2 separate regions of the Mus musculus genome follow, and region 1 is linked to region 2. The links are chromatin loops, found by intact Hi-C in ENCODE. Cell type or tissue: heart. All regions are shown on one strand. Each heading gives the region's core, and the rest is flanking DNA. Links, peaks and the distances in the headings are about the cores only.

Region 1 (8,338 bases), core at 125-8,124, 60 kb before region 2:
TCACTTAGGGCAGAAAGCTGACTGACACAATTTCATTTCCAAACCAGGGAACTCATTTGATGGGACATGAAGAGCCCACTATTTCTCTGCTGTTCTGCTGGATTTGATTTGCTTTGGTTTGAAATGCCCCAAATACCACCAGCACTCATTGAAAACATCTGCAAGCATGGGTTGCAGCCATAGACGAGATTCATCACTACAGTTTGAGCGCCTTCAGTTCAACACCTACTGCTCCATTCTGTGTGGGTGAAACCCAGTCCCTCAGACAACTCAGTATCACATGCTGTGCCTTCTTCTGGCTTCTGTCATGGCCCCTTCATCTTTCCACAAGGTCCACTAGAACTGCAGTCCAACACCGCCATGATGGTAGGCCTCACCTATCCACATTTTCAAATAACGTTTTGAAATTGAAATACACATACATATATATGTCAAAGTAGTAAATGGTGCTGTACTATGTTCTAAATCCTTGCATTTGTTAGAATAAGAACTATTGAGTATATTTGCAACCCCTCCATTTAAAAGAAATTCTCTTCCTTAAAAGAGGAAGGTTTGTAAGGGGTCACAGACACCACAAGAAAACCTGCAGAAGCAGCTAGCCTAGGCCCATAGGGGCTCACAGAAACTGACCTGCCAACCAGGAAACATGTAGGGCCTCTGCACATATGTTACAGTAGGGTAGCTTGGTCTTCATGTTGGAGTCCTAAAGTGGAAACAGGGTCTGTCTCTGTCTCTGTTGCCTGCCTCTGGGACCCTTTTCTCCTATTGGATTGTCTGGTCTAGCCTCAATAGAAGAGGAGGTGCCTAGTCTTACTGCAACTTGCTATGCCATGGCCCATTGAGGCTAGCCCTTTTCGAAAGAGAAATGGAGGAGTGGGTAGTGCAGGGTGGATGGGTGAGTGGGTAGTGACTGGGAGGAGACGGGGCAGGGGAAGCCAGTTGGGATATAAAATAAATAAAATTAAAAAGAATTTCTGTTCCATTTTGGACAAATCTACCCCCTCAGAAATGTTTGGATTGTTAAACAAAAGAAGCTTAAAGTACTATATTTAATCTTCAGTGTGTAAATGTGCATGTGCCATGGGTCTTCAATGAACAGCTGCATTTTGGAATCTCTTCATTGCAGGAGGACAATTTTTAAGGATATTGTCAACTTTGAGATTTCTCAAAGAGGGAAAAGTTTCTAAATCGAATGAATATCAACAGCATGCTGCACCATAGCATCTCCAATACAGACAACAACAGAGAGGGTATGGAAGGGAACTTTAAAGAAACAGAGGCACTTCCTGGAAATGGAAAAAGAAAAAGAAACCTTTTCCAATTTTTTTGCTTGCAGGGGCTTACCTTCCTAGTTTCAGAATCACGCGTTCGTGTCAGAGTAAATGTACAATAACTGCCTCCATCACTGTAACATGAAACTTAGAATGATATCTGACGTGCTCAATAATAGAATTGGAGACTACATCCCTGGATAAACTATTGAGGTTTTAAACTTATAAGTTCATTCCAGTTTCAATCAATATCGATATCTGGATTCTGCTAAGTATTAACACTTTGATGGATACTATGCAGGTAAAATGTGATTAATACATATACATATATATATATATATATATATATATATATATATCCAAATAAAACTTGACCAAATTTGAACTCATTATCTAATCCTGTTGTCATACCAAGTTATATATTTCTCTGTATAATCTTTTACTAATTAAGTCACTAATACATTCATTCACCCTGATTTCTTTTGTAATATCCTTTCTGAACAATAAAATTTATGAGGGCAGAATTTTTTTAATGTTTGATTTTCTGGTATGCTGCCAGTGCCAAGAGTACTGTGCAGTCCATTGATAGTCAAATGAACAATTTGAGCCTGGGAATATTTCTGGTAGTATCAAAGGTGATCATGAAGTGATTATTGCTTTTGGTCGTATATTTGCTTGCTTGTTTATTTACAAGGCTAAAAATTGAACTCTTTGGCCCACACACACTAGAAAAATGTTTTACCATTGAGCTCTAGCCTTGCCACCAGATCTCTTTTCTTCCTCTCCTTCTCTTTGCCTTCTCTTTTTTTTTTTTTTATTGATAGGATCTCCTATCTATGCAGCCCTGGATACTCTGGAACTCTATGTAGACAAGGCTGACCTCAGATTCACAGAGAGTGTCAGTCTGCTTCTGTTTCCTGAGTGTTAAGATTTTAGCACTCAGGGTTTGAGTCTTATTTAGGATGATACCAGCAAGACTATTTTGTTCATTTATTTTGGTAAAACACTTGCCCAACTTTGGTGGTTTCTTTCTTGGTTACAGGAAATCTGAGTCTCCATGACTTTCCAGGTAGAGGTCCTCCATATGTTGGCATGGTAACAGACTCTTCCAACTACTCAAAAAGAAAGGAAGAACAGCATCCACTGCTGGGGCTGTTACATGCTTTTATGCAATGCTGATGTTCTATTCACATTCAAGTGGACACACATAGTTACATGGCATGCTTGATTCTGTAAAGGTACACCTCACTGGTTTTCTGTGTCTATAAAGAGAAGGGAACTAGAAATGCTTAGTATTTCCCTGTTCATCAAACAACTTAAGGCACTGGAAACCTGAGCGTCGTGTTTAATAAGTATCAACTGGAGCTATCATTAAGTACATTTTTGAAACAAGTGGTATCAGATATGGTTCCTGAATTGCTAAAGGAACACACACATAGCAAGTGTCTTCAGGAATGGAAGGGACAATTAAGTTTTCTAAGAGAGTATCCTTTTAAAAAAAAAATGAAAGCAGAAGGTTAGGTTTGGCTCTTAGAAAACATAGGAAGAATTGTCAGGGAGAGAAAATGGAATAGTATACGACCATGAAAGCACAGGAGAGGACATGAAATGGCTTTAGAAGCCATGAAATGTTTTAAGAGCTGTAAAATAACTTGCTTTTACCTCCACATTACCTGTCATCTCTTGTGTGGTACTGGGCCTCCTCTCTGGCTCCTGGTGAACTCCAAGGTTGTCAAAAAGAGGAAAAAAAATTCACCCACCACTATTTGGATGGATATGTCAAAATTTCACTTGACTGATAGAAACCCAGAGGTATCCACACCAGAGTATGGAGAGATTCAAGGGCTCTATATCTTGATGCCCAACACCAGTTATAGAAGCTACAAGCAAAACAAGAATATACAGCCTAGCATCTTGTTGAATTCACTGGACCACGATGTCAAGGAGCAGGAAAGAAAGCCAATACATAGCTCTCATGTGCATCCTATTTGTGCTTAAATAAAACCACAAAAAGGAGGGGAGGGAAGGAGAGGTAGAGACAGAGAGAGATAGAGAAGAGAGAAGAATTAGGAAGACCTCAGTTTCATCTAAATTCTCTTGGCATGGTTCGATGCGATAGAAACTCAATTATAGACTGGATGAAGGAATGGGCATCCAGAGCAGTGCTTTGTAAAATTGTTCACCCACAAGTTACAAAGCATGGATGGGAAGACTGAGTGAGCAGCAGCCTTGTTAAACTGACTGATAGTTAATGGAGACCCTTCTTCTCATCTGTCCTTGACTTTCCATCCCACCCCATGGAGAAGGAGATAGGTGGTTACAGTGTAACATGTGAGGCAAGTGACTGTAACTTTAAAACCTGACATTGCTTATCAGAAATTGCCTTGGACTTTATCTCTATCTCAGTAATACTGTGAAAGGGTATTTTTTTTTTTAAATTCCCATTTTACAGAAGAGCTACAGAGATTCAGAGCCAGGAAGCTCATGAATTAGAAAATAACTACTTTAAAACTCCAATGTATCTTAGTCCTAGACTATCATTTTTCCTTAAATGTTGTGATTTTCCTCTGCTCTCTCTAATTCTGCCATTATTTGAACTAACTCTCTCTCTTTTAGAATTTGAATGGATAAAAGTGGTTTTAAATGTTATTGCATGAATGTTGGGGAATTTGCCATTTTCCTCAATAAATGCATTGTAAATAGTCATAAAACACTTCTTTAAAAATAAAGCATTGCACAACATTCACAGTCTTTTCAAAAATCAAATGCCCATGATTTTACATAGCTGAAAGTCTCAGGAAACCATACATTAAAACAACACTACTTCTTATCTTTGAGTGGCAACTATACAATGTTTTTATCTTGTTCCTTTTCTGTTTGCACATTCGTCCGCAATCACATATTTATTTTGTAATCGTAACACCTTCTTACAAGAAATATAATTACCATTCACATATTTTTATGTAATAGCTATCCGATTAAAATAGCATTCTCATTTGAACTGTTAAGACAACTTAGCAAACGAGTTTTCCTAGTTTGTCTTTAGTTTATAATTGTCTCGGTGTTTTGTTCCTGAGTTCTTCAGCCTAAGTTGGCCTTAGCCCCAGAGGATCACCATCCCTACTGCACAACAAAACAGAACAAAACAAAACAAAACAAAACAAAACAAAACACGCAGACCGTCAGAGGTCTTTAGGTCTCATCTAAGGTACTGGAGATGAACAGGATACAGAAAGGTTGGCAGGCAATGCATTTTAATTGAGTAGAGACAGGGCTAGTGTGAGATTTCTCCAAGGAACCCTGGATTTATCTACAGACGCTCCAGTTGCCTAGTTACCAGAGCCCTTTTCTAGGAGCTCCGCCTTTTTCTTCTAGACCACGCCTACTTCCTCTTTCCGCCCTTTGACAGGGGGCGGGGAGCAAGGAGTCTTCGGCCGCTCAGAAGCCCGGGACGTAGTTCTGCAGCCTCTGATTGGAGAAGCGTGTGGTAGGAGGTTCCGAGGGCGGGTCTTCCGAGCTTCGGGAACGTCAGCACGTCGACGCGGGGGTTTTCTCTGGTGTCCCACTGACGCCGCTCCTGTGTTCCTGAGCCAGTGTTCGGGCTGTCCCGGGGCGGCTGGCGGACTCGGTTAGGGGCCGGACCCCGCGATCTGTCCGGGTCACCGCCCTCCCGGCCTGCCCTCTTTCCGGTCCACACTAGGGACGCCTGAGGCCGTGGGGTCCCTGAGCTGGGCCGGGGAGCTCGGGGCTCATCCCCTCCTCCCGAGGCTCGGATGGGAGGTGGCGGGAGGAGAGACCTGGGATGTTCAGTCTGATGGCCAACTGCTGCAACTTGTTCAAGCGGTGGCGGGAGCCTGTCAGGTAGGCTAGGGCGCAGGCCCGCTGCCCTGAGGGATGGGGACGACCACACCCCTGGGACAAGCCGGGCGCCGCCTCTTCCCTAGGCGTGAGAGGAGTAGGCCAGGTCTGGGGGAAACCGCCCTTCCCGATGGGACCATCCCTGGAGCGGGAGTTCAAGACTTCTAGCCCCTCTTATGTCTGCTTGACTAAGTTTTACACATGTATTTTTGAATTGCTTGACATTTCTTAGAAAGATGCATGTGTGAGCATGTCTGTGTGGGGAGGGGAAGGAGGGAGATAATTATCCATTGTACTTTTCTTCAAAGCCTTTTGTAGTGGAGATGTTTCGTAAGAGAGGTGCGAAGAACAGTTTTCCTAATAAACACACACACCGTTGTAGCTTTCTCCATCTCATCTCTCTCGTACACATCCGAGAACACAACCACACTCTATTTTGTTTGGCTTTTTGGCTCTATTCCTTACTAATTATATGAGTCAACTTGTATTTGGCCCGTCTTCCTTATTTATTAAATGAGGATAGTATCTGTGCCTAAGAAGTGTTGGGCTCAATTAGAGTGTGTGAAAGGTAGTGTTTTCTTAGCTGTAATTTAGCTGAAGTTTTCATGTACACTCTAGTATCACCTTCTAATTGGAAGGTCTCTTGCTTCATGTTTCATTTTTTTTCATCAGTACATGTGTGAATGTTCAGTGCATATTACTTGGTGGTTTATTCATTAAATGCTGTCAAGAAACATATACAGGCACTGTGCTAGGGTGGAGTCAGGGAAATTGATGTTTCTGAAACCCAGAAGCCCAAACTATAGAGTGTGTTTCTCTTTATAACTATTGACTTTTCCTACCTAGGCCTTGGAATTGGACCATAGACAAAATCTAGTGAAGTGTTTTGTTTTGGTTTTTTTTTTAAAACCCAACCTTCACAGATATACGTCATAAAGATGAACAGTTCTTTAAAGAATACGTCTGAAAAGCAACACTACACACATTTATAGGAAAACACATACCTATATTTGGGAAAGAAATGTGCTTTAAGCAAAACTTGGCATTCTCCCTGCCCCTCACCTCCCCCTTATTGACTCTGGCTTTGAATGTTTTAAGTGAAAGTGATAGAATCACCAGTAAGAAGGTGTGTTCCGCACTCTGCGCGCTGATTGGCTCTAGTATTTTGGCTGATTTTGTAGCTTCTACTTAGACTTGAAAGCCTTAACATTTTCCCTCTCGTACTTTCCTCTGCTTTTAAAGAATGATTTTGTAGGAGAGTATTGGAAGATGAGAATAACCAGATGTTTTAAATTCATCATTTGTAGTAGTCATTTTTCACAGTAATAACAGCGTGGTCTTTTGAGCTTTGTTTAGAGAACAAACCATTTAGGGAGGGGAAGAGGTATTGAATTTTAAGTACAAGAGGTAACTGGATTTTACTAGCAAAACACCATTAAGATTCAGCCTTAGAAATCTGAGTTGTAAGGGGGTTGTCTTAATAAGTGACACTTGGCTCTGTGCTACCTAGATTGAGGTGCTGGTAAGTGAAGAGATGTCTGGACCTTGGGAGGTTTTGTAGCACTGTTTAAAGAGCATTGGATGTTGAAATGATAACTCTGGCATTACCGAGTTAAGCAATCTCTCTCTCTCTCTCTCTCTCTCTCTCTCTCTCTCTCTCTCTCTCTCTGTTGTTAGATAATTTAAACCAATGTAAGACTTGCATTACCTTTCTGTTATCTCATGCTACTTTAGATTATGGCTAACTTCAGTGTTCAGTGTCCTTGCTTAATGCCTGATTTGTAATGGTGGCTGAAGAGATGTTTATCAAATATTATCTATCATTTGCTCATCTGTTACCAATAACTGTGCTTACATAAATGATCTTCGCATGAGTTCTAATTACTTTTTTTTTGGAATAAAGGAGAAGCAAGTAGAAGCAAGTAAGCTGGTTATAAAAATTAAAATGCTTTGCTTTTATGACTTACATAATTCATGAGAAATTGCTTCTATTATGCTCATAGGTTTTTTTTTAGTCTTTTAAGTTTTAGATGTTCTACTTGATGTTGAGATTTTTTATATATAATTCTAAAATATATTTGCAAATGTGAGAGGACAGTGTAATGATTTTTAATATTCAGACTATGCAGAATAATAGATTCTATACTCTTCACGGAAAGTTCTCTCATCAAACGCAGTTCTTCGTTTGTTTAATGATAACCCACAGTCCGCTGAGTGTAGTAGATTGGCTTGATATGTACCAGGCAGGAGACCGAGACCCAGTATTAAGGCACCTGTCTGGATTAGTAATGAAGCCCAGGAACCCAGCCAGTTTTCAAAGAATACTTATCATCCGAGTCAGAACCTGAACCCAGGCTTTCAGGCTGGGTAAATCAATGTTCAGTTGACTGTAGTATCAAACCCACAGACTTGTCCCAGTAGGAGCCATGCAGTACAGCGCTAGAGTTTTAGTTTGAATGTTCTTAAGATTTAGAACAACCATGAAAACAGCCTCAGTGGAATACTGTTAACTTCATGCTGTAGTGCAAGTGTGCCTGCTTTCCCACATATAGTCTTCATCTCTTTCGTTTGGTGTGTGTGTGTGTGTTTTGTTTTCACCTTCCTCAGTCTGTAAGAGTTGCCATCTTCGAGGTTCCTTTGAATAACATTGCTTAGGGCTTTTGAGGTTGAGCTTGTGCTTGCTTGCAGAATATCCCTCAACTTGCTTTTTAGTTCCTTGTAATTTGAGTAAAGGCAGTATATCTTGGGGAAGAATACTGCAGAGATGGTAAGTCCTTCTTCTTAAGCAAGTGGTTCTACGGTGCACATAATAATAGCATGTCATATCAAGGGGTGGGTAGTGCCAGTATGTTTTATTGCTGGGAAGGTTAACCTTGACCACTTGGTTAAGGTGTTGTCTTCCATGTTTTTCAGGATAGTGTTTAAGTTTCCTAGATTGGAATTGGAATCCTAGAAGTCTTAGCATCTTCCCATGTCCAAGTTGTTGATGATGTATTTGTCAGAGCATCTTAAGAGAGGAAATCTGGGCAAGTATTTGAGGCATAGCTGCTGAGGTTATTTTTCTCGTTGTTGTTGTCAAACCCAGCAGAAGCAAATTATGACTAGAGGGATTTCTCTGTGCCCAAGATTTAGGAGAACACCATTCTAGGGAGGAAGGGAATCAGAGTTGGTGGTGGAGGGAGTGTGCAGCTAGAACTCCCACATCTGAG
Region 2 (8,338 bases), core at 332-8,331:
AGGAAGGAGAACAATAGGTTGACTGTCTGGAAAATCTCAGAGCACTCCAACCATGTTTCTTGCCATGCCATCTGTGATAACTATCCAGGTAATGCAGACAAATCATACTTAGTGGGATTGTATTCCTAATCCTCTGATTAATGCAGAAGTTGGGGAGACATGACTATTCTTGTGGTGGTCAGTGACTCTTCTGGGCGATCTGGTTCTAATGTCCATCATGGATCAGCTCAACCCGCTCAGGAGGGTAAGGGAATTGTAAATTACACTGTGAGACTAAAAGCAATTCCTATTCATATGGGTAATGGAATTTATTGCTTAAGCATAATGTCTCAATTTGGGTATCTAGAGTTGATCAAAGTACGACTCAGAATCCTTACAGAAAGCTACTTATGCTTCGTGCATTTGGATTTGAGGGACAAAAGATTAATGTCATGGGTTCCATATGTTTACCATCTTGCAAATTATGGATGACTAACAAGGAATCTGGATATATTGGCTGCAGTGTATAGGTGAGAAGCCTTGGGTGCTTGTTAAGCAAGAAGTCGTTGACCGGAGCCCTCGTGGACGCCCTTGAGGACTGCATTCTCAGAACTGAAATGGCAAGGGTCCAATTCAGATAAAACTGTGGAAGTTCTTTCTGCTTCTAGAGACTCTACTGAGTGGCATGGAATTGAAGTGTCAGACCCTCTATTACAATTTTGTAGTTCTAGTCGGATTAATTTGTGGAAATTGGCAAGCGCTTTTCACCCACTCAAAGCATGGAATGGAAAGTTGGAACTTTAATTATGATAAATTTCATTTGCCCTTTAATTTAAAACAGTCACACCTTTATGGCTTGTAAACCATTGCCTTATGTGTTACTGCCTGTGCTATGGCTCCCTAATGGGAATCAAAGCAACACTGTGCAGGCTGTACTCTCTATACTTGTGTCCATGCTGCTGTGTCTTTAGATGTTACCTTTGAAAGTTTATATATTCTCAGAGCTAGGCCAGCAGTCTGGATACAAGTGAGGCTGGCGACCATAGCAAGACTCTCCTGTGATGGTACTAATACAGAAGCTCGCTGGTAGAATATTAAGAATTCGAGAGATGGCTGGTGTACTGGCTAGTTTAGTGACAACTTGACACAGGCTGGAGTTATTACAGAAAAAAGAGCTTCAGTTGAGGAAATGTCTCCATGAGATCCAACTGTAAGGCATTTTCTCAATTAGTGATCAAGGGGGAAAGGCCCATGGTGGGTGGGACCATCTCTGGGCTGGTAATCTTGGTTCTATAAGAGAGCAGGCTAAGCAAGCCAGGGGAAGAAAGGTAGTAAAGAACATCCCTCCATAGCCTCTGCATCAGCTCCTGCTTCCTGACCTGCTTAAGTTCCAGTCCTGACTTCCTTGGTGATGAACAGCAATGTGGAAATGTAAGCTGAATAAACCCTTTCCTCCCCAACTTGCTTCTTGGTCATGATGTTTGTGCAGGAATAGAAACCCTGACTAAGACAGCTGGGTTGATAATTTCTGTGGTCCTGGGAATTATCACATCAACTGCTACTACGATGCAGCTCGAGTTGCTTTTCACACAGAAGTTCGAGCTGCTAATTTGTGAAAGATTGGCAGATGCATTCTCATGAACCTTGGACTCTACAGAATAGATAGACCAGGAAATAGCTGAGGTAGTAGCTGAATTGAAGCAAGCTCTGACGGTCTTTGGAGATCAGTTAGATTTATTGGGAGAAGAAATGAAATTAAAATATGATTGGAATGTTACTTTTTATTGTATTAGGCCTTTAAGATTCAACGAGAGCAAATATGATTGGAAAAAGGTTAAAATGTATTTGTTGGGTCATCCCAATTGTTCTCAGATGATTTATGTTTTACAGCAAGAAATTATAGAAACCTTTTCAGAGAAGATGCCTGATGTAACAGGGAATGACGTGAACGGGACAGGTCTTGCAGATGTTGTAGCTTCATTTATTCCCATGAATTATTTTAATAAGTTTCTTGTTCTTGTGATTTTTATAATTCTCTTTGTTGTGATAGCTTTACACATGTATGTATGTATGCTGATTTATTTACATAAAGCTGTTAGACAACTAGACAGACGAAAGGCCATATTTACAACTCCATAATATGCTACATTGTTATTCCTAACAAATCTGCTTAAAGAAAGAAAAGGGAGGTGATGTAGTGATATGGGCAGTAAAGCCTTTATGCTTGGATTTCAGAGAAATGTTTTAGCAGAGCCTTTGCAATGTTTAGATTAATCCGTGGAGGCTGTGAAATTGTTTGAGACTGTTTGAACCTTGAAGAAATGTCCCCCTGGAAAGTCTGTATTAGTTCCTGTGTGAGATCTTGCAGCTGTCTAAACCTTGGTCCTAAGACACTCAATGGAAAACTTGACATTCTTACCATGGGCTCACCATGGTCAAGATTTGTATGGGTTGTCTGTTCTAACTAACGAATAAAAGTAACTGGAGTGAGGTAGTCAGGTTCAGTCTTTTCCAAGAAGGCGGAACCCCTCTGTTCCTTCAGAAAATGTAAAGGTTTATCATCTTGGTAAGCTTCTCTCTATTGCAGCACCTGTGACCGACACCAACCATTACCAGTGTGTCCTTTGCAAAGGCTGTCAGTTTGCTGGAGTAGACCTCCCACTCACAGCATTATTTTTACCTTTTTAAAGGCAGTCCCAACAGGAGATACCGAGGAGTCAAACTTGTTAGAACATATTACATACATATATATGTACATATGTGATCTCCACATGATATATTTTATGTCCCCCTATAAAGGGAAGTTTAAGACAACTAAAACAATTAAAAAATGAGGTCATATTTATGTGTTCAAGCGCTGGATTGTCAGCTTAAATTTCTGTACAATGCCCAGAGACCCCCTACACTAAGAGGAGGCTCACCTGAACTGAAATAGCCTCATTGCCTGATTCCAGGCAACTCTGTGGGTTTTAGTTTTAGTTTTGTTTTTTAGGGGTTTTTTTTTTCCTTCTGCCATTTGTCCTAAGGAATGAAGATCTCTCACAGTACCAAACAGGTTTTCATATCCAGTGGGCCCTTAACATTTTGCCAACATAAACAAGAGTTGTAACATGACTTGTATAAGTATGAAAATTCATAATCATTGAAAGAAAAAAAATAGTGTGGGAGTAGTTCTTGGTACATTGTTTGCCTAGCATTCACAAGGCTGTGGGTTCAACCCCTGGCAACCCCATAAATTAGTCATGAAAGCATACCACAGATAACCCCAATACCTTTGAGGTGGAGGCAGTGGGATCAGTTTAGGTCATCCTTCCTTACATGGTGAGTTCAAGGCCACTCTGAACTACCTGAGATGCTATCTCAAAACAATATTAACAAAGAAACAATAAATTCTTATATTTGGGGTAGGTTGTTTCTTATACCATCAGTAGCTCAAAACAAGTTGCTAATAGATCTGACCTTTTGAAGTTTAACATCCTAATAGGAGTCTACCTCCTATTTTCTAGGTCTTCTTTCACTGCAAATATAAATCTAGTATATTTACTAGTAGGTGCATTTTATAGTGAACATAGAAAATGCACAAAATCTCTGAATATAACAGCTAAAGAGTAAATGAATTACTTTTTCTCAAATATAGAACAGGTGTGTATTCATGTAGTCATTTGCATACCAATTATTTTATTTTATACTGAATCAAAATTCTAACACACTATAGATTACTGAGGAACTTACAAAAAAATAACAAACAAACAAAAAATAAAACCAACTAAGCTTTAAATCACATTCGTGTAGAAGACATTTCCTTTGTATAGGATTTGGAGAGTCCAGCACCTACCTATCGCATATCCTATACTGATACTTTGAGCATCGAGTGCCATCTCAACGTGAAGATGCCTAGTTACTATAGGAGACCAAATCATCTCTGAGACATTTCTGGTTTGTTACCAGAGAACAAGGCAAATGCTAATGAGTGGTTATTCCTAACAATGTCAACACTGATGCTTGAAGTAGGCCAGGGCCTTGGTGAGTCCTTCCTGGTCCTTGGGAGTGTGGTCTTAGTGCTTGGTGAAAACAGGTATTATTCAAGTACCAATGATGTGACAGTTCTTATATCAAAGTCCAGCCACCTATAATAAATCAGCCTATTTAAAAAACAAAATTGAAACTGGAAAGCAGAAAAAGGCCGTTTATTCAAGGTGACCACATTGGGAAGAGGAACAAAGACATCCAGTGGAACCCCGTACCCAACCTCCGCCCGTGTCTTTGGCCATTGTCATCCGGGTTCAATCTCACCCTGTTAGAAGACGCTCTGACATTTTAGAGCTGTTGGAAAGCTCTTTCCAGAAGACAAGTTTCCCTATGGCTGTCCCCTCTTTCCTTCTCTCAGCCTGATACTTTGGGTCCATTCTTTCAGAGGCTGATAGATGGAGACCTGAGCATGTCTGGAAATATCTGCATCCCTGTCGAGCTGGCTACAGAGCATGCTAACGGCCAGCCCTCAGCACATGCCCGCAGTCTCAGTGGGGGCAGTCGGTACTTCCGGTGTAACATTTATCACTTCCCAGTTTGAAGATAGAGTGACTCGGGCAAATGTAAGGAGAGGCGCGATTTAATCTTTCTACCGCTTTTCTCATCGCGGGGTTCGGTTTTGTAAACCAGCAATGCCTGTGCATCTAAAACACTGATACAGGTCTTCTCTCGACCCCATGAACAGAGACAGGAAGGGTGACTCTGTAAACCAGCACCCACACTCCACCCTTCGCTCGGGGTTCGCACCCCAGCAGCTCCGGAGTCCCCAGAGAGCTTTGGCTCCGCCTCTTGCAGGACCTGAGTCTCCCGCGAGATTTTTGTCTACAATCTCGCGAGACCGGAAACAGGAACTGCGAGCCAGCCCATCTGTGACCTCCTCGCAGGACCCGGAAGTATGGCGTTTCTTCGTGTTACCCCGCGCGAACTCTAGCGGAGACCCGTAGTTGGCGAGCTCAGGCGGGGACCATGCTGACTCGGGTGAGGCTCTGGCGGTCGAGCGCCCCGGGCTGAAGCCACCGAGAGGCAGGGTGGACTGGGATGGGACCCGCACTGCCCACAGCCCGGAACCGTGCTGAGTGTGTTCCTGGTGCTGCTGCTGTCCCGCGGGCCGGCGACATTGTCACTGCGAGCTTTCTCAGCCCTGGGTGCACCCCGGTGATGAGGGGAGAGCCAGAAAGTTGGGGCGATGCTTATTTCCGTAAATAAACTTTGGAATACTTTTTTCTTTACAGTCTTACTTTAAAAGACAAACAACAACAACAAAACTTTTATGGCTTCTGAATTTTTTTTTTTTTTAGCATAGATTCACCTCTAACACTTGGTAATTACCACTTCGAGAAAAACCATGAAATAATTTTGTTACAAGTAAGGAGTTGATCCAACGGCAGGAACTGACATTTTAAAAATCAGGAAGCCCCACTCCTGACTAGCTATTATTGGCAGTAGCTGGCTTGAGGCCGGGAGAGAGTTGTCTTTGGGGTATGGCTCCACACCCCCATGTGCATAACGACAGCACTAATTGTTCCCGAGTGGATTTTTTAAAAGGACATGAAGTTGGAAGGGGAACACACAGTGGGAGTCTGGGTGGAGTTGGAGTGGTGTGGAGACGTGTTTATTAAAGTATGTTGTAGACAGGTATGGAAGTCTCCACGAATAAGTAGAGATATAAAGAAAATTTAATGTCACTGTCAACTTTCAATAAATATGTGATATCACAGTGTGTTGTCAGCACCTTTTTCTTATCATCATAGCTGAAAGCAAAATCAGAGGGGAAGCTTGCCAAACAGCTATGCAGAGTTGTGTTGGATCAGTTTGACAAACAGTATTCGAAAGAACTTGGGGATTCCTGGAGTACAGTAAGGTCAGTATGGTTCGTCTCTTGATATTTTGTGAGAGGAAAGGGAAGTATGTAGCAAATACCTCCTTGAGAGTGGCACAGTCCAGGAGGGAGGAGGTGACTGTACATTTTATGTGTGAAGGAATCACCTGGCATGTAGAAATGTGGGGCAGATAGTAATGCCCTCTCAAGCACTTGGCTTTTATCTGTAAAATGGGGAGGCACCACATTTTAAAACAACGCTGTAATAAAAATCCTAACTTGGAAGAAATTTAACTTAATGAAATTCAGGTAATACCAAGTCCTTAAAGTCAGTGTTCCTCTATCTTAGCTAAAGTCAGGCTTTATTTGGCAATTATTGTCACCATGCCATCTGTATGTGGAGCACATGTGCACATGGACAGACCAATCTAAATAAGCCTAGCATGCATGAACATGGCCAAGTGGCCATGGTGGAACTGGCGGGGAGGGAAGGCAGTTGGCATTCCCAGAGCGGGGACTAGACTGTAGGTTGTCCTCTGACCTCTGTGTTCAGCCGTACTCCATATCTCTGCAATAAACTCCATGACTTCTTTAAAAAAAGTGACAAATATGATTTGTGTTTTGATGAGTCTGAGCTGTTGATCGGAATGGTAGTGAATGGGGATTTGTATGGAATGCCTGATTGGTATATAAGATACCCCCTGGAATACAAAGAACAGTATAGTCCTCCTCTCTAGTTTACATGCAGTCTATTCATGGGAGAAGTCAATGGGAGGGGCACCGTACCATTCCAGAAACATGCATCAATAATAGGGCATTTGATTTATTTCAGTGTGTGGGTACCAGTGACAGCCACTGGTGACTTTGGAATTAACTTGACAAAAGGAACCAGACATTCAGGGCTGAGGGAAAGTTGCCAATCTGTTTTGCACAGCAGAGATGAAAAAGCGGTATGACTGGATAGTCTGAAAGTTAGCTCAGAAAGTAATGTCTCCGATGATTGTTTTATACCATCTCTTCTGAGATGAACTCAGTAGGTATGTCTTTTCAGAGAACAACTTTAAGCATAATTTGGAACAAAGAATAAAGATAAGCTGTGAAGTGGGTCAAAAATGATTTTAGGACATTAAGATATTTAGGAAACTTATAAAATGAAAAGGCAGCTGTTATTTCAACAATGCTACATTTTATGAGTTTTCTATCAAAATGTGAATAATAGTGTATATAATGAATTCCTAAGGATTTTAGTATGCGAAGGTATTCATTCATATAGACTATCTAAAGAACCACACACTTTGCATTTGTAGGTAGGTATTGTGTTCAAATAATACCTACTTAAGTACTTTATTTTTCTTCTGAGGCTATAGTGTAGAGTTAAAGTCATTTACCTAAATTCATTTAGCTGCTTAGTAGAGTTGGAGCTTTTGCCCAGTCTGCCTGAGTCCTGATTGATCTCCCACTATTGACAGCACTGTGCCTCATACGTAGGATATAATTAGCATACTTGGATGATTTAAAACAAAAGATTTGCAAGAAGTATTTTGTCTGAAGGCTTTTTAGTAACCTGGCTATTCATAACCTGCAATGACTTGATTTTCTACTTCGTATACCCAGAAAGACTTATAAATTACGATTTGACCCTGAACAAAATGAGCAGTGAACCTCAAAGCCATGTAATTAGCTGTGCCTTCTGCTCTATCTACCTTCTTGGTAGAATTTCATGGTAATTTAAGTTTTGCATAAACATGTACTAAATTTGCCATAGGCAAAATAAAAGCTTTCTTAGAAAGGCAGACCCTGGAAGGTGGCCTAGGGAAGTAAGGACGGAATTATACGTTTGTTTTATAACTGTTTGCAAACGTAATGCTACACTTCATTTAAGCACTTTTACTGTCAGCAGTCTCCTCCCTCCTCGTCTGGGAAAGAAAGAACTGCTCTTTCTCAGGTCTCTGTAGCAGTGGGGAGGTTTGCTTTCAAGTTCTATCACTGAGCTTTCTTTGTCCTTACATCCAGCTCGTCCCCTTCAGGGAAGTCTGTAGCAGAACTGTCATCTTACACTATGCAGTTCCTTTCCAGACCGAGGCCATTGTTTTCTGTTTTCGAGCCATTCCTCTTAGTTCTCCCCTTCAGTACACTTGAGTGCATGTTATTGTCTTCTAAACCCATGCTGCTTTCAGGATGGACTTGGGTTCTCTCCTCTGGAGGCATCACTGAGTCTCTTTCCTTACTCTACTCTGTCTTCGTAATAAAGAAACTTTACTGGGAAGTAGGTCTGAGGTTTTCTCTTACCTCCTTAGAGGTGGTCTCTGAGTCCTTGAAATGTACTGATAATGTCCTGATAAGAGTCAGACATTTATTTACCTGGAGGTTTGTGCTAACCCTGCTAGTATAACAAGGGAGCTGTAGACCACAAATTAGGAAACAACCTGCAGAAGAGTTGGTGTCTAATTAAAGTTGACTGGTATGGATGGACAGTCAGTTGAGTCTCTGACAGAATTCCCAAAGAGAGCT

What was found. Hi-C counts contacts between places; a loop is a spot of excess contacts. Peaks named below come from ENCODE experiments on the same cell type or tissue, not always from the same donor. Only the 100,000 strongest peaks of a DNase experiment are listed, where the experiment ranks them.
Region 1: a loop joins it to region 2, with 12 times the contacts of the local background. A loop is called at or near these places in 11 of 42 quality-filtered maps.

Annotation. Positions count from the first base shown.
Region 1 is chr16:62,843,479-62,851,816 of GRCm38, reverse strand. It overlaps Arl13b (ADP-ribosylation factor-like 13B), which reads left to right and starts at 4,777. Exons shown (of 10, transcript NM_026577.4): 1 at 4,777-5,132. The coding sequence starts at 5,074. In heart, for the core only: no CTCF peak of the experiment used is centred there; a DNase peak (open chromatin) is centred at 4,706; H3K4me3 peaks cover 1,547 bases; H3K27ac peaks cover 920 bases.
Region 2 is chr16:62,783,319-62,791,656 of GRCm38, reverse strand. It overlaps Nsun3 (NOL1/NOP2/Sun domain family member 3), which reads left to right and starts at 4,941. Exons shown (of 6, transcript NM_178925.3): 1 at 4,941-4,986; 2 at 5,760-5,869. The coding sequence starts at 4,975. In heart, for the core only: no CTCF peak of the experiment used is centred there; a DNase peak (open chromatin) is centred at 4,836; H3K4me3 peaks cover 2,134 bases; H3K27ac peaks cover 1,536 bases.